Linked DNA regions of Mus musculus: region 2 is linked to region 1. Evidence: chromatin loops called from intact Hi-C (ENCODE). Cell type or tissue: heart. All regions are shown on one strand. Links, peaks and the distances in the headings refer to the core of each region. The heading gives the core; the rest is flanking DNA.

What was found. Hi-C counts contacts between places; a loop is a spot of excess contacts. Peaks named below come from ENCODE experiments on the same cell type or tissue, not always from the same donor. Only the 100,000 strongest peaks of a DNase experiment are listed, where the experiment ranks them.
Region 2: it touches region 1 in a loop (2.3-fold over the local background); 3 of 42 quality-filtered maps call a loop at or near these places.

The regions. Positions count from the first base shown.
Region 1 is chr14:103,891,290-103,901,646 of GRCm38, forward strand. It overlaps 4930518C04Rik (a long non-coding RNA gene), which reads left to right and starts at 7,478. Exons shown (of 2, transcript XR_383716.3): 1 at 7,478-8,069; 2 at 8,192-9,355. In heart, for the core only: no CTCF peak of the experiment used is centred there; no DNase peak of the experiment used is centred there; H3K4me3 peaks cover 970 bases; H3K27ac peaks cover 993 bases.
Region 2 is chr14:103,839,694-103,850,050 of GRCm38, forward strand. Ednrb (endothelin receptor type B) reads right to left here and starts at 4,783. Exons shown (of 8, transcript NM_001136061.2): 1 at 4,434-4,783; 2 at 3,301-3,844. The coding sequence starts at 3,783. All of the region lies in intron 1 of Gm35197 (a long non-coding RNA gene), which reads left to right. In heart, for the core only: CTCF peaks have their summits at 4,176 and 4,806; DNase peaks (open chromatin) are centred at 4,038 and 4,728; H3K4me3 peaks cover 2,911 bases; H3K27ac peaks cover 2,159 bases.

The sequences.
Region 1 (10,357 bases), core at 3,484-8,483:
TTTACCCAATAATAGGGGCTGAGAAGTATTCATGGAATTGCATATACAAGTCGCTCTGAGAATCCATAAACGGCTTCTTCACACCACAATCACAGATTTCAAAGAGACTCACAAATTAGCTCAAACTTTATCTATCTGATTATCCAAGTGTTCAAGAAAAGTGAACAGGTGGGAAAGATTCTGTGCAAAAAGCTAATCTCTCTCTCTCTCTCTCTCTCTCTCTCTCTCTCTCACACACACACACACACACACACACACACACACACACACACGCAAACTACTATACTTTCTGTTTTACAGACAAAGTGTTCTGGATGATGAAAAATTTTAATTGAGACTCTCTAAGATGATATATCTGTGTTTTTTAAAACAGAAAGCCAATTTTATCCTTAATCTCATGATGCCCTGAGCCTTGGATGCTGTTTGTCAAATCAAGGGGCCCTTGTAAGTGCTGTGTAGGTTAATATTGTAAGCTCTGCTAAGACAGTCGCTTGTATAGATGTGCTGGGGAGGCCATGGCCCCAGGCAAGCTACATTCCTCTGAGGTTGACACAAGTAAGGCTTTATGGGAAGTACTCTAATAGTTAGTAGCCACAGAGTGAAGGCATCTGAAGCTATCTCAACACAGGCAAGCTCAGTCCTCAGTAGGCAATGGCATCTCAAATGACTGAGCTCCAAACTATGAGAAAAAGATGGATTTCATATTTTTCAACAATTTTATTATTTAGTTACAGATTTGTACAAATATATTTAACAGCTAAAGGATGTTACCCTGAGAACATCGAATAGTTGGAGGGTTTTTTTTTTTTTAAATTCCATGTTGCTTAGGAGGAACTGTAATCACCAATCTCAAGGAAGCACAGACCCAGCAAATGCCTTCACTCAAATCTGAAATAATCAACTTCCGAGTAGTTGACATTATTAATTTCATCAGACTAAGTAATTATCATATTGTATTTTAGGATGAAAGATGGGCATAAGATGAAAAGTAAGTATACCATGTTTTAGAATGAAATATGTAGACATATATTATAATTCACATGTTTCACTACTCAGCAGCAGAACACATCTTCAGGAAAATAACTGTGTCTTAAAAGACTAGCAGACTAGAATGCACAAAGAAGAGTATCTGGTACCTTTAGGAATCAACACAGCATCTTCAGGTGATCAAGGAGGCTGTGCTTTCTAATAGCTGTCAAATTAGGGAGGAATGACGTTAGTAATTTGGACCCCGAATGAAACACTTTAGAAGTCAGAGGAAGTAGATGAAAGGTCTCCTAGGACAGCCAATGTTAGTACAGGATGATGGCCAGTGTATCGAGCATCCCAGGGTGGATCTGGGAGATTTTACAGGGACATTAGACAGGAACACTTTCAAAGTGTGGGAACAAGTACCAGACACTCGCGTTATTTGTGTTGGAGTGACTCTGACCACGAGACAAGAAAAGGAAGCACAGATATACAAACCAGCTCAGAGGCATGCATGGCAGAGCATGCCTGTATTCCCAGCATTTGTGACCCAGAGATAGGACGGTGGATATTGGAGGTTGGCTTGGGCCACATAAGACCATCTAAACAGAGCAAATCCCCAAGCATGGACACAAAATCCCTGACTAATAAATGAACAAGAATCAGTTCTTACGGGGAAAATATGAACTATTTCTAATTTTTCTTTAATTAGGTCTCAGGTTTTTTTAAAAAAGTTTTTATGGTCACCCTTCTTAACCTTAAACATATTTTAAATTTCATTTTATAAAGAATTTCACACATCCAAACATAGAGCATCGTAATGAACCCCAGTGTGCTCTGCGCTCAGCCTACTTTTTTCATCCTGTTAGCCCCGTGGAATCACTGCTTTTGTTCAGTATTTGCTACCCCAGCTTTGTGTCTTATTTCTTTCTTTGCTTGCTTGCTTGTTTATAGTAATAACCCTTAACGCCAGCCCTACTCTCTTCATACACAGCACCTTATTACCAAGCTACAAACACTAGGATGAGCAGCAGATTTCTGGATGTTGCTCTGTGTGTATAATTACAACGGCAGACTCACTAAACTGCAATTTCCCATACCCCTCTCTTCCCACAGCCTCGGGCAATAACCGTTCTATTGTCTGTCTGCTCGTATACTTTGAACTGTTTCAGGTGCTTCATGTAAGAGAGGTCCTGTTGTATATGTCTTCTTGTGAAGAACAGATAACTTAGAAAAGGTATTCTTCAGAACTATCCATGCTATCATGAGCAACAACAGTATTTCCTTATTTTTCAAGGATGAATCCATTGTACATGTATATGTTTTATCTGTCATTGCATCGACGGGGGACAGTCTTCCTCTAGCTTGTGCTTATTATGAATTAGCCTGCAATGAATATGGGAGGAAAGATACCATCTGGTGACCCGAAGTTAATTTAATTTCATTTGGGTAGATATCATAGATATGCAATTCTATGGCTCGTCTCAGTACATACTGTTTTCCATTGCAGCTGTAATACGTTATGGTCCTCTTCAAGGACATCAGATTTTGGGCTTTCACATCCCTATCCACACTTCTTGTCTTTGGTCTTCTCGGTAGTAAGTACACTCGTAGTCAGACAGAATGACACTATAGTTGGATTAGATAAAGGACCTTTTTATATTCCTTCTGGTCATTTAAAATCTTTGGACAACTGAAAATCCCATTCTCTTCCGGATTTTAAAACCTGAACAGCTTTTTAGGTACTGAGTTTGAGAGGTTCCTCATATATTTTGATACCCAAATCTTGTATCAGATTTGCAAATATTCCTTTTTGTTTATGGGCTGCCTTTTTATTTTCTGATAGTTCCTTTTTCTCTGCAGAAAAATTTTTAGCTCTCTATATTGTCCCTTGTCTGTTTTTGCTTTTCTTGCCTATGCTTTGGGTATTGTTTCCAACACACCATTGCTAATTCAGTTACCTGCGTGGTTTCAGTCTTTGGCATTAGAATATTGTTTCCCTGTTGTAGGACATGTGGGACTGTGTTACCAGACAGACATAAGGACTGACAAGGTTGGGCTCAGATCCCGGGAATCTCAGAAATCTGAGATTCCCGGGATCTGAGCAGAAGTGGAGCCACTCTCTACCTGTCTGTGTACCTGCTCTGGAAGCATGACACCCCAGCTGAGGACCTTGGGCACTAAGTCACATAGCATTAACACCTGGAGATCTCCATGCTAATGAGGTATCTAGATATCCCTGCTCCTTCAGCCAATTTGCTTCCCTTTCTGGGTATTCCTTCCACAAAAGATATTTAATACAATAAAGTATATGCATTTACATGCACCATCAAATAACCAGTATGAACAAGCAAGGTCCATCTCTGAGAGCTGCTTCTCTAAGGACTGCCTCGGGGAAGGTCTTTGACTAAAGAGCCGCATCTAAGACTCCCGAATAAGGCCATCTCCCCTCCCATCTGTAGGTACAGTTGGCCTTGCTCTCAATCAGAGAGGATTCATTCTCCTGGGCTCTGTTTCCCCTTCCTGCCTGCTGAACGGACACCATCAGGGGAAGCAGAGACCGGTGGACATCCATTCCTGACTTTCCCTCCCGACTCCCTCTCTTGTTGATACTCTGTGGTGCCCAGGTACCCAGAAAGGAGACCAGGAACCCTGTTTAAGACTTTGGCCTGCTTCCTCCCAGTGGGGTGCAGATGGCACCCAGGTGCCCTCCCCCCAGCAGAGAGGAAATATGTAGGGCCACACCCTAACACTATTTGTTAGAGAAAGTATTTTTTCCGTATTCCATATTCTTGTTACACTTGTTGAAGATCAGTGTGATTTACAAATACAAGTTGTTATCTGAGATTTAGACACATCTTCAGTTGGAGGTGCTATTTTTGGAGCTCCTATTTGAGTCCTTGCTGAATTAAATGGATCACCGGGAATAGGTTTAATGGTTTATAGTCAGGCCTATTCTGACCTGAGCCACTACTTCCTGATCTACTGGGATCTTCCAAGGAGGCATCCTCCTGTTCCCACTACCAGGGACCACCTGCCACCATGCCTTAATTGCCATTATGGACCTTATGCCTCAAACCAGGAGCCAGGGTACAGCTGTGCATGCTTCTTGTCATGTGTTTGGTCACAGATCATAAAAGTAACTCATGCTGAAGTGCATCGCCAACACTCTTGATAGCGGCCTATGAATGAGACATGGCCCCGTGGCAGCTCAGCAGAGTGACTCAGGCCGCGCTCCCAGGAATTCCTTAGACTGTTTAGTTTTGTGGAACTGAACTGGCGCTGGCCCTGTGTTTTCCAAAACACTTGATGGACTTGGCGAAGCATCTCTTCCCACTCTCAGTCCACCCATTTAGTTTCTATTACCATGTGAGCTCCTCTCACTCTAACTATAGACATAATTAACAGTGAAATAAGTGTCTATAGACATAATTAACAGTGTCTAATAAATGAAATTGAATTGGTCTTGAACTAGGCTTCACAGTAGCTAATTTGACTAATTCGAAGAAGAATTTTTCAAAAGAGCCAAACTCAAAAAGCCATAGAATGATAATTTTAAATTAAAATTGTGGAAGAAATGGCTCATGAGTGTCTGTTTGGATGTTCTTTTTCCATGTTGCCTTCTAAAAATAAATCTTGGAACTTCTTTAACACAAATGGTCTTTCAACATAGATAAGCAGAGTTCTAGCCAAGGTTGTTTCAACAGTAGAATTATAGTTCATACTCTCATATTTATGCTTTCTTTAGAGACCATGTAGCCAAAATTGTGACATTTGTGCAGTTTTCTATCAACTGTATTGGAAAAGAATTATGTAACCTCAATAGTTTGAATTCCCAAATTGCCAGCAAAAATTTTTTAAATAATATAGCTTATTTAAGACATAGGAAATCCTTTAAGTAGTGCATGCACTAAAAAGTGCAGTTCAACAACCCTAGTTTGTGTTTTAAAGACTTCCCTCGCCAACAACATTTTACAAGGGTTTTAATAACTGGAAATTATCTTTGGTGATGTTTGTCCATCTGTATTAACTTGGAAGAGGAAAAATTAACTTAAAATTTTAATTAGTCTTTATGTGTCTATTTGAACACTGAGTCCAGGTACCTGTGGAGCCTAGACAAGAGTTTTGGATCCCCTAAACCTCTTGGTATAGGTAATGGTGAGCCATCCATCATGGGTGATGGGACCCTCACTTAGGGGTCTTCTACAAGGTCAACATATGTTCTTATCTACTGAGCCATCTCTAGCTCTTTAACATTTTTTAATAAAACTACTTTTAGGGGTCTTTTAATATAATTTTGGAACCAAGTATAATAAAAAAAACCCATTTACAATAATGACAACAGAAATGTGGAGGTATTACAAGTTGATTATCTCAGCTTGTCCTTTGTCTTTCCATGTTTTCTATAATCTAGTTCCTCTACCTCTGCTATAGCTGGGAAAGCTAAGTAACTCCACATAGCGAGTAGGAGGGAAGAGAGACCCTGCAGCAAAGGCTAACCATCATTAGCATGACACAATCAGCACTTTTCTAGTTAAACCTTGAATTCTCAAACCTTGAGTTCTTTAAACCTTGAGTTGGCCTTATTTTTTTAATGAATTAATTTACATCCCAAATGTTGCCCCTTCCTTGTCTCCCTCACAGTCCCTTCCTCATAACCCTTCTTCTTTGAAAGGGAGAGGTGTCTCCTGGGTATTCCCCCACCTGGCAGGCACATCAAGTCTCTGCGGGGTTAGGCGCATCCTCTCCAACTATGAAGTTGGATTTATAATCCAGAATACAAGCTCAAGAGAATAGGCCAGCTATTGCTCTGTACTAAATTACTGCCTACAATCAACTTCCAATAGACTACTTGCCACAGAAAACAAATATATATATATATATATATATATATATATATATATATATAAAACAAATAAAAAGCATTTCTCATTAAATCAACACAAATCTAATTCTCTATTGTTCAAAACTTACTTCATTTCTGGCAGGTGTATCTGAAAAGTGCAACTGACCCAGGAAGAGAACACTCACAACATAATGCTTAATATTCTTCAATGCACATTGTAAATTCTTTTCTAGAAGGCTAGCTTTTAGTATGACTGGCTGATTGGCCCTGTTTTGCTGTTCCTCCTTGCTGTGATGTTTGCCTCTGTGGAGCTATGTAGATGTTCATCTGAGTTTGCAGCCTGAGCCAGGTCATCTGGGTGAGCTGCCTCTGCCTGCAGGCCCCACTTTTCTCAGGACACCACCCTGATGGCCCTTTTCTACCTCACCTGACATTCGTTTCTCCTTAGGATTCTCATCCAATGCATTTTAGTTAAATATGAAACAAAAAAGACAGTCATGAACATGACTCAAGTTCATCCCTAAGTTCATGAAGAGTTGTATCTAAACAAGAAATTGCCTTTTATGTAAAATGACAATCTCCTTCTCTCTCCTTCCTTCTTATCCCCACCTCTTCAGTGTGCGTGTGCGTGTGCGTGTGCGTGTGCGTGTGTGTGTGTGTGTGTGTGTGTGTGTGTTTTGGTGATTGAAACATTGGACCTCATAGATTCTAGGCAAGGGCTCTACCACTGAGCTACACTCTCAGACGCTCTTTTGGTTTTTAAATGTTATTATTAGCTCATAAAGCAGAAGCCTATGTATGACAAGCCTGGTATATTAAGCAACATTAAGAATATCTATCCTCTTGGTCTGGTTGTATAACTCAGTGAGTTAAGATACTTGCCACTGGGTCAGATCCTGATCTGACTTCAGTTCTCAGGCCCCATTGAAAGGTTAGAACTGACTCTGGCAAGTAGTCCTGTGGTCTATAGACAGTGCACGGGCAGGCATGCTTGTGAGAGTGCATGTGTGTGCGCATGCGCACACACACACACACACATCACACACACCACACAGACACACATCACATACACACACCACATAACACACACACACACACACACACACACACACACACACACACACACACACCCCACAGTTCATTAGTTAGGAAATATAACTTGTTTTATGAAAGAATTATTTTTCTTCTTGAGTTTTATATTTTCTCTGGATTTTGAACATTTTGGTATTGAGTAATTATAACAGCTCATGTTAACTGCAGATTTACTTCATAAAATATTTCAAATTTATGTCATACTTGGTATTAAGAATAATGTTATATCATATATAGTATTTCCTCCTATCTATGGCTGAGAACAAAGTGTTGAAAGATTCATTTATTAACTCTTGTTTTTATTCAGTAGATATGCCTTGAACTTTTATGCCATTCTGAGCTCCCGGGAAAAAGAAAGTTACAGGAGATAAACGTTTTCCGGCCTCATATAATTTATGTTGAATGGCAGAGTTAGCAATAAGTAAAAAACTGTTTTACTAATTTTAAGAAAGGAAATATACATGCATGTTTTGCATTAAGGAGGGCTGAGAGTGTTATGTGGGGCGTCACTGGAAAGTCAGGTGACCCTCGAATCTTCTGTGCTCTGAGCTAATGCACGGGCCGCACTGCATACTTTTCATTAACAAGAAGTTGCCCAATAGATGAAACCACACTCATTTCCCCTAAGCCTCACACCCCTCCTGCGCCTGGATGCAGTGTCAGGGTAACAGGCTGCTGCTTCCCACCAGACTCTCACACCACAGAGATGCCTTCAGCTACTTAAATCCTTCACACTGAGAAGAGAAAGGACTCTCGCTGGCCCCTCAAGTGTGAAAGTTTGATTCAGCCCGCGCTGCTAAAATCTCTATCAGTTATAACGTAAATGCAATTTAATGAGATTTCCTGCATCACTACTTCATTTTGTAAAAGATTAAGCACCTTTCACATGAGAAGAATATTTTGACGATATTTGCTGGAGACGAAGAGAAGGAAAGTGACTTGTGTGGGCATGTCTATGGTGAAGCTGTAAAGTCGGAGACTAACCAGGGTTGCCGCTTGCAAAGGCCATTTGTTCTTTCTCCTCAGAGCAGTAAAAGCAGCTGAGAAAATGGGAGTCCGGCATTTCTAGAGGGTTGTCATAGCGACAGGAGTTTGGTACAATACTGTCTATTTACTCGTCCCGACTCTTGGTTACCTCCCTCGTGACCCCGTGGAGCCTGAGGTAATGCATTCTGCACGGTAGCTGGGGTCTGAGGAGGTTCTAAGAACTTGCGGACAATTATGCATTGTGTTTCATTATTCATCACAGTGGGGTAACGTGAATCCCTCTGATGTCCACTGCAGGCTGATCTGAGGCCCCTGTTCACAAGGGAAGTCATGAGGAACGTGTATGCTGTTTTCAAAGCCTTCCCTACCTCCACCATTCTCCTTCGACTCGACAGGAATAATGTGTTTATGATGAGAAACGACTGTCCTGCTTTCTAGAGCTTGACTCTGTTCCAGACCATTGCTTTTTGTACACAAAGTGCCTCCCGCTATCAGAGAGTGGAGATATTTGCTCTGGACTACTTTATCATCTTCAAACCGTCACTGGCAGAAATGTGTGTGTGAGGTCAGCGCATTCATTCCACCAGCACCAGAAGCTAGCGCGTATCTGCGGCTGTAAATAAACAAGGGGCACGATGTTAGAAAAAAAAATGTTGGGGTTCTGACCTGCGCAAAGTCGACTGGAATGTTTCCCTAGTATTTATCCTCTGCTTTTCCAAGCTTTGTATAAACATGAATTTCCAGAATTTTTTAAGAACTGACGCTGATGAAAAAAATTCAGTCTTCTAATGAGTTTGTAAAACACATCAGATTTAATTGTTGAATACTATAAAAACAACAACAACAACAATAACAACAACAATGTGAACAGAAAGAAAAGGTGCATGTGCGTATTGAAGCAGCTTCAAAAAGAACTTTTCATTTTTTTTGTTATTTTTCATCATCAATACTAGAACAAAGACATATTTTATATGCATATTTAAAGAGTTGAAGTAGACGCTTACACTGCAAGAAGCTTAAATTCCAGACTTACTCAAAAGATGAGGAGTGTTGGATGTAAGATATGAATACCAAAGATTCTGGAACAGTCCAAGGCCCTGCTGACATTTTCTTGGTAAAGGAGGAAGATTGACAGTGAGCATAGCTCAGTTGTGAGTGTGTGACACTCAGTCACACAGGATCAGCTGAGCAGATACATCAGGGAGGTGACAAGACTTGTAGGATTGTCACCACATTTTAGGCATCCATTACATATCTTGGATATTAACTCTTTCTTAGATATGAGGATTGCAAATAGCTTCTCCCTCCCCCTCGAGTTTCTTGCCATTCTGTAGATCATTCTGGTTGCTATGCAAAAAGTATTTTTGCTGCTGTTATTTTTTATGATACAACCCACTTACCTATTTTGTTGCTTCCATTACCCATTCTTATGATATTTTATTAAAGAGACCATCACCAAGACCACTGTGAAGGTTTTTTTTTTTTTTTGTATATTTTTCTTTTAGGAGCTTTGTAGGTTCAGATCCTACAGTCTAATCTTACATCCATTTTGAGTTCATATTGAAAGAGATGGGTACAGCTTCATTCTTTTTAGTAACAACACCCAGTTTTCCCAGTATCCATTATTGAAGAGACTCCCCACCCCCACCCCATCCCCACCCCCACCCCATCCCCACCCCCACCCCATCCCCACCCCCTGTGTATTTTGGTGTCCTGAGGGAGACTCACTAGCCTCAGGTGTGAGGCATTATTTGCTAAGCTCTGCATTCTGCTCTGTTTCTGTGGGACTTTGTGTCAGGAAACACTGCTGTGACCACATAGCTTCATCAGATCGGGCACAGAGTAGCATAATACCTCTACTATTGCTTCATTCATGATTGTGTTGCCTGTCTGTGATCTTCTGTGGCCTCATGAGAATTTTAATATTGCTTTCCTATTTATGTAAAGTGTATCCTTGCGATTTGGACAGGGACTGCTGTGAATCTGTAGATTGCTTTGGGTTTTAACACTAACAGTAACAGTAATTCTTATGGTTTTTGAACCCAGGAACTTTCTTTCTGCTTGCCTTAATCTCTTTCACTAGTGTTTACCCTCTTCAGCATCCATCTCTTTATTTTACTCTTTTAGATTTGTTCCCATTTTACTGGTTTTTGGTGAAAAGCGTGAGAATTTTCAAATTTCCTTTATTTGTCGCTGTTACTCTTCCTTCACATCTGCAGGCCTAGCGCAGAGATGATGCTGAGGAGGTGGTAGGTTCTTCATGGTTCTTTCACAGGAGAAATGGGTATCTGCTGATATAAACAGCATAAATGATAAGGAGAATCAGCTTGGTAATTTCATTCTGGATGGTTGTGGTAATGGGAGAATGGAGATATTACACAAGAAATGGGGCAGAAAACAGAAAGACTAGCCCAGGACCTGAAATGTAGAAGTAACTTAGGTTTCATTTTAGAAACAAGAGGC
Region 2 (10,357 bases), core at 2,115-7,114, 53 kb before region 1:
TTGCAATTATAATGCCCAATGTTCTAAAGCTCTAAAAACGTATTTGTAAAAGTTACAGATAGCTACAGTTATTTAGGGGACTCAAATGACTTTTAACTCGTCTCAGGTGTTCTGGTAAATAGACTTTAGGATAGCATCCACTACACTGTATAATCTAGACTATCCACTATACTGTATAATCTAGACTATCCACTATATAATCTAGACTATCCACTATACTGTATAATCTAGACTATCCACTATACTGTATAATCTAGACTATCCACTATATAATCTAGACTATCCACTATACTGTATAATCTAGACTATCCACTATATAATCTAGACTATCCACTATACTGTATAATCTAGACTATCCACTATACTGTATAATCTAGACTATCCACTATACTGTATAATCTAGACTATCCACTATACTGTATAATCTAGACTATCCACTATACTGTATAATCTAGACTATCCAAGAGGACTTCCAGGCTGCAAATCTGACATTTCAGATGAATTCTGAAAAGGTTTAGCCTGGGTCTTTACTTAATACGACCATGAGTCACAAGTACTCAAGCTGAGGTCCTGATGAAGCTCAGGCTGGAAAAAGGGCGAGCTGTGCCTTAGCACTCTTGATGCAGTGTGATAGGGAAGGCTACTGGTTCTAGGACCAGATACACTGGGTTCAAGTCAAGAGGAATCACTTTCCAGCGCTGTGATATTGGGCAAATAAGGTCTTCACTTCCTCGGTGACTTAAATCGGGGTTGAGAGCCATACATTCTGTGTAACTTTATCTGAGTAATATAATGAATAAAATGAGTTCATAATGCCCCAGAAACAGAGGCCACTGTTACAGCCTCAAACCAAATCCAAGGCAACACTGTGGGTTTGCAGGAGATCATGTTGACACTCCTGCCTGTGGGACCTAAGCTGATGACTTGAGTTTCTTTCAGACAGATGTAGATGACTAAGTTTAGTGACTCATCAGTCGGTTCTAGGAGTGAGCTTTAGTGCATTGAATAGCTTTGGGGTAAAGAATGTGACTTCCCAGGGAAATAATAGAGGAACTGGAAAGGAGACCAGCAGTGCTCAGTCAGATATTCACCAGGAAAATCCAAATAGTCATTTGACCAGGCAGAAAGTACCATGGTCCAGGAAGAATCAACTTATATGTGGTCTAGTGGGAACACACGGGAAGATGAGGTTCTAAACTCTGCCTTTCACTCAACAGTTCAATGGCTGGCTGACATAAGGAGTTTCTAGCTTGGTTCAATGTGTAGGTCAATGAAGCCTGCCCAAAACAGAATTCTGTGGACTTTCTGCGCAAAGCTAGCAAAAGTAGATTATAATCTTCTCTTTGGGGAGGAATCTGATTCAGTTATTTTACATTTTCTACTGTAAAGCTTCCCAGTTCAGTTTGGAAGAGCTGAACTGGACTGTTTTCATTGGCCACCATGGAAAGAAAGATCCATCTTGCTACTCTAAAAAAGGGGGCCACCTCTGATCACATGTAAAGAACTTCTCAGCTTATATGTCTCCAGGCAAATTCTCAGAGGCCATCAAAGGTGATTGCTGTCCCAGAGTTTTAGCATTTCTCCTTTGTATTTCTGGTAGTGTTTCTCTCCAGGGTTTGGATCCTAATCTATGTCCCATCTCTAAGTCTCAGAAATGTCTGGAGTTCCCTTAAAATGTGGCTACTGGGGTCAGGATTCCCAGGGACCAATGAAGAGCAATCTCAAAGGCTGCCTTAAGGTAACCACTCATGTCATTATGGTTACAGAGCGCTCTCCGACCTTCCCCATCCTAATACTCTCAGCTCCTTGCATAGCACAGAGGCTTGGGTTGGTCTTTGGCAAGTGGACAAAGTACATTCTCATTCCTTTATACCTGTATGGTGTTTATGTGTGACTTTCTATTGATGGCAGTGGGAAGAAGTGCTACATAGTTGCACAACTCTAAACATTTTTGGACCTTTTATTCGGTCTGGTTTTTTAAAATATTTTATTTTATTTTATTTTTGGTTTTTCGAGACAGAGTTTCTTTGTGTAGTCTTGGCTGTGCTGGTACTCATTCTGTAGACCAGGCTGGCCTCGAACTCAGAAATCCACCTGTCTCTGCCTCCCAAGTGCTGGGATTAAAGGTGTGTGCCACCACTGCCCAGTCAGTCTGTTTTTATTAACATCACAAACACCCCCTAGGTGGGCACTAGAAGCTGCATCGGGAAATAGAAGAGAAGGAGACCCCCATGCCAGGATGCTGTACTGACTTCTAAAACCACCTGGAGTCAACAGCGTGGATGTACATGTCCTGCCTTGTCCTCTGAGCCGATTTCTTCTCTGAGCCTATTTCTTCTGATAGCTGTGCAAACCACCATATTGCTTACTACTGACAATTTTACTGACTTTATTACGGAGTTCTCCACTGTCCTGACCGTGTCTTATGCATTACCATGAAATATCAGAGATAATGTCGCAAAGCTTACATCTGGGAATCTGAGGTACTAGAGCCTGCTTTCTACCTTGAACTCATGGAGGGCCCTTGAACATCTTATTATACGTGTAAAATGGCAATAACTGCCAATGTGTGGGTTGCCACAATGGATAAAGGAAGTCATGCATCTAACCTGACACTTGGACCAGGACACTAATTCCATGAAGAGTATCCAAGGCCACTCGAATCAAGGAAATACATTTTTACTTACCATTCTAGGCCCCTTTAGCCTAAGCCAATTGTTTCCTAAAATCTTACTGACAGGCTTTCTGGGTCCTGAAAACCATGTTTTCCAAAGTTACCTTACCCATGAATCATCTGTACACCCAAGATGCAAACTCTGTTTGGGGCAGATTTGCACTCCTCACAAACTCCCAGACGATATTCATGATCCCACTTTGGGGACCATACTTTTAAGAGGTTGTGCCTAGAAAGACTGACTTCCAGGCTTGTGATTCCCAACTGTTAAATGTTGTCATAGTTACAAAGGATTTTTAAAATGTATCACTGCTGTCATCTTCACCAGAGCTTCTGATTCAGTGACCCTGGGTCAGGGAATCTGAATTCTTCTTTCCTAACAGATCTCCAATAGTAACAATGTCACTACCTGGAAAGCTACACTTGTCAGAGGCTAAGAAAACCCGCAGGAAAATCTCGTTCAAATTCAATTGTCACTATTGGCAGAGGAGCAGTCTCCTTGAGAAAGTGTCTAACCCCCCCCCCCCACCACCACCAATACTTTAAAGATTGCCACTTTACCACTCAGCTTACAACCCCACCTTTGGTTTCCAGATCCTCAGATCGTTCGTTATCAGGTACATTACCTTGTAGGTGTTAATGGGTATGTCTATGATGATGTGCAGTAGGTCTCCCAGAGCCAGACTGGCGATCAAGATATTGGGACCATTGCGCATGCACTTGTTCTTGTAGATGATTCTTAGCAGCGTGGAGTTCCCGATGATGCCTAGCACGAACACGAGGCACGACACAATCGTGTTGATGTATTTAAAAGTCTTGCTGATCTCAATATTTCGTTGGCACGGAGGAGGGAAGGATCTTGGCGGGACTCCAGCCCCCCTCCCTCCTTTGGTCACCTCCGCAGGTGCGGAGGAACGCATCAGACTGGAGTTGGAACCTCTGGTCCAGGAGGTCTTAGTGGGTGGCGTCATTACCTCTTTAGTCCCGAGAAGTGACAGCGTGGCTTGGGCAGGTGGGAATCCTCTTTTCTCTCCCCATACCCCCAAGAAGCCACAGGCCAGCAGCAGCGCCACCAAGGCGCGTCCGCACCGGCTTGCGGGCGATTGCATGTTACAGCTTGCTCCTGTGAGAGTCTGGTAGCCGCTCTGCTGTTTTCAGTCTGGAGACCAACTGGGGAGTGAAGACAGGACACTTAAGTCAGCTACCCCAGCCAAGCCTCTGAAAACACACTAGCCCGGTTGCCTCTACCCGCGCCTTAACAGTAAGTTAAGTTTGCGCGCCAGTGGGGAACTTGGGCGCACGCCACCCGCTGGTCTGCATTCAGTCTCCTCCCGGACCCTGCTCGCAGAGTTTTAATCCCCAGCCCTGCCGTAGACCAGTCGGTGGGGAGGAGCATTCGGGCAGGGGGTGTTCCAGACTGGGGAGGGTGCGTGTCCCAATGAAAGAACACTCGTATGTGCCGGGAAGAAGCAAGCCCAATTTTAGCTAAGCTTGGGGACCCGGAGTGAAGGCACCTAGCGGCCAAGGGCATACGTCAATGCACTCAGCCAAGAACCGAGAGAATAACAGATCAGCACCAACTTCTGTGCTGTCCCAGTGACTTCAAACACTCGCCTTACAACCCAATCTCGGTTTAAATCGCTGTCGTGTGTAAGTTTTACTAATTAAAAAACCCCCGAACCACTAAGCAAAGCGGAAGCCCCAAAGCACGGTTCAGCCACAGATGTTAATTCAAAGCTAAACCAGGATGGTTCGTTACCTCGTGCGGATTGGAAGCACCAGGAGCAGCGCCACGAGCAGGGAACCTCCTTCCCAGGTTGTCAACTGCCCTAGGGAGCTTGCGGCTCTCAGCAGGCGTCCAGCTGCTCCTAAACAGGCCTCTCGCAACTGAATGCAGCTCTGGCTCTGACAAAAGACCGAGAGAATGCCAGGCAGCGGATCCTCAGCAGCTTGAGCGGGGTCTTTGCTGTCCCCAGACAAGTACTTTTATTCATTCGGTCCCTTCCCAGCATCAATCAACGCCAGACTCCTCCCGCGTTTTCTGAGCGACCTTGCCACAACCTTTTCCCTTGGGCGACGCCTGGACAGTATCAGCCCCAGCTGACCGCTGGGAGGGGCAGTCCTAGTTCAGAGTTGTGTCTCACATAAAGCTGTTTATTTCTTACTCAACGAAGAAACTAACATATCCCATGACAACCTGGGATCTGGAACCTAGGAGAGAAGGTTCTGTATCAACCTGGACTTTGAATACTCCGACTGTTCACACAAATGTCCTGTAGTGATTCCCGAAATCTGCTTGGTTTGGGGAAGTTGTCTTTCGTTTGTTCTTGTTTTTTGATTTTGTTTTGTTTTGTTTTGTTTTGCCCTTAAGTTTTAAGCCAGCATGCAGGGCGGGACGCTTTCTTCTTCGGCAGAGGGACTGCCCACCCAAAGGACCAAAAGGCCCTGTAGATCTCTCTCTGTGCCCTGTAGATCCCTCTTCCTGTGTACTGAGGTGCCATTACTAGGGGTCTTTCTACTGTTGCCTAAAGGGACCTGAGGCAGAAGACAGGAAAATACTCAGGAAGCCTATTTACAAATTCAACCTGACGCTTATTTTACCAGACAGAGCAAGGAAATGAACTCTCCCTGTCATTCTTGGCTTCTGTCTTTATGGTAGAGAAGGGAATGCTAGGGATCTTCCGTTGCGCAGAGTGGTGGGTGAGGTGCATTATTCTGCTATCAGCAAGATCCTGCTGTGCCTGCAGAGGAGGTCATCCTCTAGACCCCCTTTGTCTCCCAGCTAGTTCATTGTACAACTAGGATTTGCATCTTAGATGGGCAACGCCTATCAAATGTTTCCCATGAAGCTGGAAGCAGAACGTGCGCGTGTATGTTAAAAGGTGAACTTTAAATGTGGACTGTAGTTAAGTCTAAGGGATGGGAACTATGGCCTGGGCATGAGCACCAATTCCAAATCAGGTTGTTTTGAAGACAATGTTTATCCTCCTGCCTCAGTGAAGACAAGGTCAGCATGGAACTGCTTCACGTGGACTTTCGTGCCAACATACAGTGTTGTGCAATAAGGAATTCTTTGTGTGCTTCAGTAAGGATGTGCCTGCTCCAAGGGCAGTTTTGAACCTGTCCCTTTGACACAAGTCACTTTCACTCAGGCTTTCTTCTCTACCTCTCTCTTTCTCATCATCTCTATTAGTGTGTCTTCCATGCAATGGGAATGTCCCTGCTAATTCCTGCTGAGATGTGCCTCTGCCCTGTTTTTTAGAGCACTTGTAGACTACTAACGCTAATTTTGTACTTGACTATCGTTCTAGCTGCTTTACATGTCAATTTGCCTCAACCTGAAATTACTTTGCGGGGAGATCCTAAAGAAGACCCTGCTTGAGGGGCTGGCAAGATGGCTCAGAGGTTAAGAACACTGGCTGATCTTCCAGAGGTCTTGAGTTCAATTCCCAGCAACCACATGGTGGCTCACAACCATTTGTAATGAGATCTGATACCTTCTGGTGTGTCTAAAGACATCTACAGTGTACTCATAAATAAAAAAAAGTCCCTGCCTGAGACATTGTCTGGGTGAGGTTGGCCCATGGACTTGTTTGTGGAGGTAGGGGGAGGGGGGAATCACCTTAATGTTTATTAAGGTAGGAAGACCCACTGAGCATGAGGGGACATCTGTTTCCTGGGCTGGACTCTGAACTGTACAGAATGAAGAAGGCTGGTCAGGCATAAGCAGCGAGCACCCTGCACATGGATTGACGTTGCTCTGCCATATGTGGATGAGATGTGGTGAGCTGCCTGAGATCATGCCTTGACTTGCCCTCAGTGATGAAAGTCAAATCACCCTTTCCTTCCCGAGGAGGCTGCTTACAGTCAGGGTGTTTTATCACCGCAAAAGAAGTGAAGGTAGAATAACCTATAGAGGTTAGTGTGGGTCACTGACAAGGTCATGTGAAAGAACTGTGCCAGGCCAGTGACTGAATGAATGCTATGATTATATTCCTCATTCAAATCAGCACACCCATGTGTAAAATGCTCTTCTACCAAAATGTTATTAAAAATATCTATCTGGTGTGTATGTAATTAAGTTCATCAAAATAGTTTGCCAAATCAGTTTGCATAGTGGGAGGATGTAGACTCAAAAGCCTGGTCTAAATCGAATCTAAATCTAATCTAATCTGATCTCTGTATCGGGTCAGTGACTGAAAGAATGCTGTATTCCCTTGGTACCAGGCCAGAGACTGAATGCTGCGTTCCCTCTACACCATCATAGTACCTGCCACAAGTTGAGCTCAAAATATAAGTTTTTTTAATAGGTTGATGATTAAACTGATTTCAAACTACTCAATTTTAATTTATTAATTCCTGGTGGCCAAGAATATAGCCAAATCATTTTAAGCTCTGTGTAATTTCTTTTCTCAGTTGTACTCTGAATTCCAATATGATGGGCGCATTAAACTACCCATTGGCTCTAGGAACTATCACCCAATTAGGCCTTTTTCTTCACAGGAGCTCACGCACTCCCTCACAGCAGTGTTGGCATTATTCTTCATGGATTTATATGTAGTGAATGTGAATCTCAAAAATTCACTTTGGGTCATATTATTAGATTTAAACTAGATTTAAGCCAGGCTTTTGAGTCCACATTCCCCCACTATGCAAACTGGTTTTGTTAACTATTTTGATTAACTTAATTACATACACACTAGATAGATATTTTTAATCTCCTTTTGGTAGAAGAGCATTTTTCACATAGGTGTGGTGATTTGAATGGGCAATGTCCCCACAGGCTCATCTCTTTGAACACTTAGTCCCATGTTGGTGGCAATGTGGGGAGGCTCTGGGAACTTTAATTTGCTGGAGGAAGTATGTCATTAAGGGAAGGGCTTTGAGATTACATAGCCTCGCTCAGATTCCAGTTTGCTCTCCCTGCTTTGTGTTTTTGATTGAATATATGATCGCTCAGCTTTTGGTTCCAGCAAGCTTGCCTGCATGTAGCAGTCAATCCCTTTCCCTCCATTTTGAACTTTCCTTTTGGAACCATAGGCAAAAATCAACTCTTCCTTCCATAAGTCACTCTTGGCCCTGGTGTTTTTTATAACTGGAAAGAGAACTAAGTAATACAATTGGTAACATTTCACTGAAAGTTATCCTTAAAGATTTAACCTTATTGTGTAAGGGTAACTGTAAAATGTAAAGATTAAATCTTTGATCTTCATGAATGGCCATCACCTAGTCACACGAAGATAAATCTGGGTTTCCTACCACTGCCTTTCTGGAAAGTTATCTGAGTCTACGTGACGCATAGGCAGAGTTCCCAGAAGTCTTTGTAAGTATCTTCTTGAAAGTGACTCTCCAAGAAGATGCCACATGGAAGTTCTCTCCCAGAATAAATCTTTAATAAACACAAAATTTGTTTACCACTCAACTATGGGTCAAGGGAAAGATTAGTGTCCGTGGGTGAAGCTTTATCTGGGCTTGTGCTTCAATAATCTGGGAATTATTGTTAAACAGTAGAGAGAGTAGCACTTATTGAAAACTACAAATGAAAAGGAGATTGCGATAAAAGAAAGCCACCTGATGGTGGAATCTACTCGGAAGGAGCAAATAGCCAAGTGCACTCCTCCTCCTCCTTGTCTCAGCCGTGGATCCTTCACGCTGTCTCACTGGTGGATTAGGCTCTACTGCTGTAGGCGCAGACTTTTTTGCGTTATTATAAAAACAACTCTTATTAACTTACAGATGAATTGACTAGTTGTGTGAAGGTTTCATTTGCATATTGAACGCAATGTACCGAAGTTTAAGAATATAACATTATGAGGACTTTGAGGGTTGAACCAATTTTGTGTTTATGAAAGATTTATTCTGGGAGAGAAGTTCCACGTAGAATCGTTTTATGTAAAGAGTCACTTTCCAGAAGACACTTAGAAAGTCTTCTGGGAACTCTGTCTATGCATCACGTAGGCCCAGATAACCTCCCAGAAAGGCAGTGGTGGGTGATGTCCCAACACCTCCTTTAAATGCTTTAGCTAGAAGGAACTGGAAACAAGGCTGAATAGACTTCAGAATTTGTTTTTCAAAGAAGTTTGCCATGGGGAGCTTGCTCAAGGCAAACATTTCCCCCTGGTGAGAGAAGAAAAGAAAAAGCCTTTTAGCCACAAAAAAAGCGAAGACTTTCATACACTCCTCTTGATATGGATGCGCCCTTTGAAACCTATTTTGAACCCTAGTGCTGAGGGACAAGGTGTGTGAGAAGGCCAGGTGGCACTGCTTCAATTGCCTCTGCACACAGTCCCTGGGGGACCAGAGCCTGTGATCAAATGGAAGTTGAAGTAAGAGCATAAAAAAGGTTTAAAATGACCCTATGAACCAATAGCAAGCACCCCTCCCTCCCTCCCTCCCTCCCTCCTTCCCTCCCTCCATCCCTCCCTCCCTCCCTTTTCTTTCTTTCCTTCCTTTCATCCTTTCTTCCTTCCTTTCTTCTTTCTTTCTTTCTTTCTTTCTTTCTTTCTTTCTTTCTTGTGTAGCTGTGTTAGTCTAATTGTTAATTAAGGTGCAATTTGTAAACAAATAAATAGAGAAGACATAAGTATACAAGTTGAAGAATATATTATTTCATTTTATTTTATTATGTGTTCATATATGCACTGCGTATGTGTGTGGGCACATATGCCTCAATGCATGTGTGAAAGTTAGAGGACACATTGCTGTAGTCCTTTGTTTTTTTCACCATCTAGGTACAGTGGCTTGAGCTTGGTCACCTGCTAAGTTCCTTATTCACAGAGCCACCTTGCAGGGAATTTAGAAACATTTGAGAAATGGGTATACCTTGCCCCCAGTATATACCTAACAACCTATTTTGTAGGACTAGTATATAGCCCAGCTGGCCTGGAACTCTCTGTGTAGACTAGCCTGGTGTCAACCTTCTTCTTGAATGCTGGGATTATAGATGTATATACTAGAGGCCAATCCTTCTCCTGAGTGCTGTAATTACAGATATATATTCTACTTTCCCCCTTTCAAACTCCATGTATTCTTGCAAAATAGCAAAATTTGATTCCTTAGATTTTGGTACTATTTTTGCTAAAACATCCATATGATATTGATTCCGTTTTATTGATTTTATACAGATGGTCAGATTCTGAAGTTGGCATGTGGTTTGTAATTAAAGGTATGCTCATAAGAGAGAATCTAAGATTTGAAATTTTATCAATGATTAGTGGTTCCTATCTATAGTCTATGCCTCCAATATAATGAAGCTTTGGTAGGCTGGGTGATTGCAGGAGGCAATCACTTATTTTCTGCTTATAGGAAATAGTAAAATTGGAAAAGCCACACTTCCTTTGTAAATTATTTGAACACAATGATTTTTTCTAGTATTTAAATAATTTTGTGTTTCTTTAACACGTTTTAACACAAATTTTATTAAAGAAAATTATGTATGACTTGGTCTATAGATTTTAATCTGTGCGTAGACTTCTTTGACATCATATTAAAAATATATTCAGAATTCCATTGTGAGTACACCTGTGCTTTCTGTGTTTGCAAGGGCATAGGACATCTATGAAACTTTATATCATTTAGTCATAGAGAAAACACTGTTGTAACTTGAGGTCAGAACAATTCAATCACATATAAAGCGCCAACTGAAAGACATTTCGAGTCGTGTGTAATTTACAATGAGTTTTT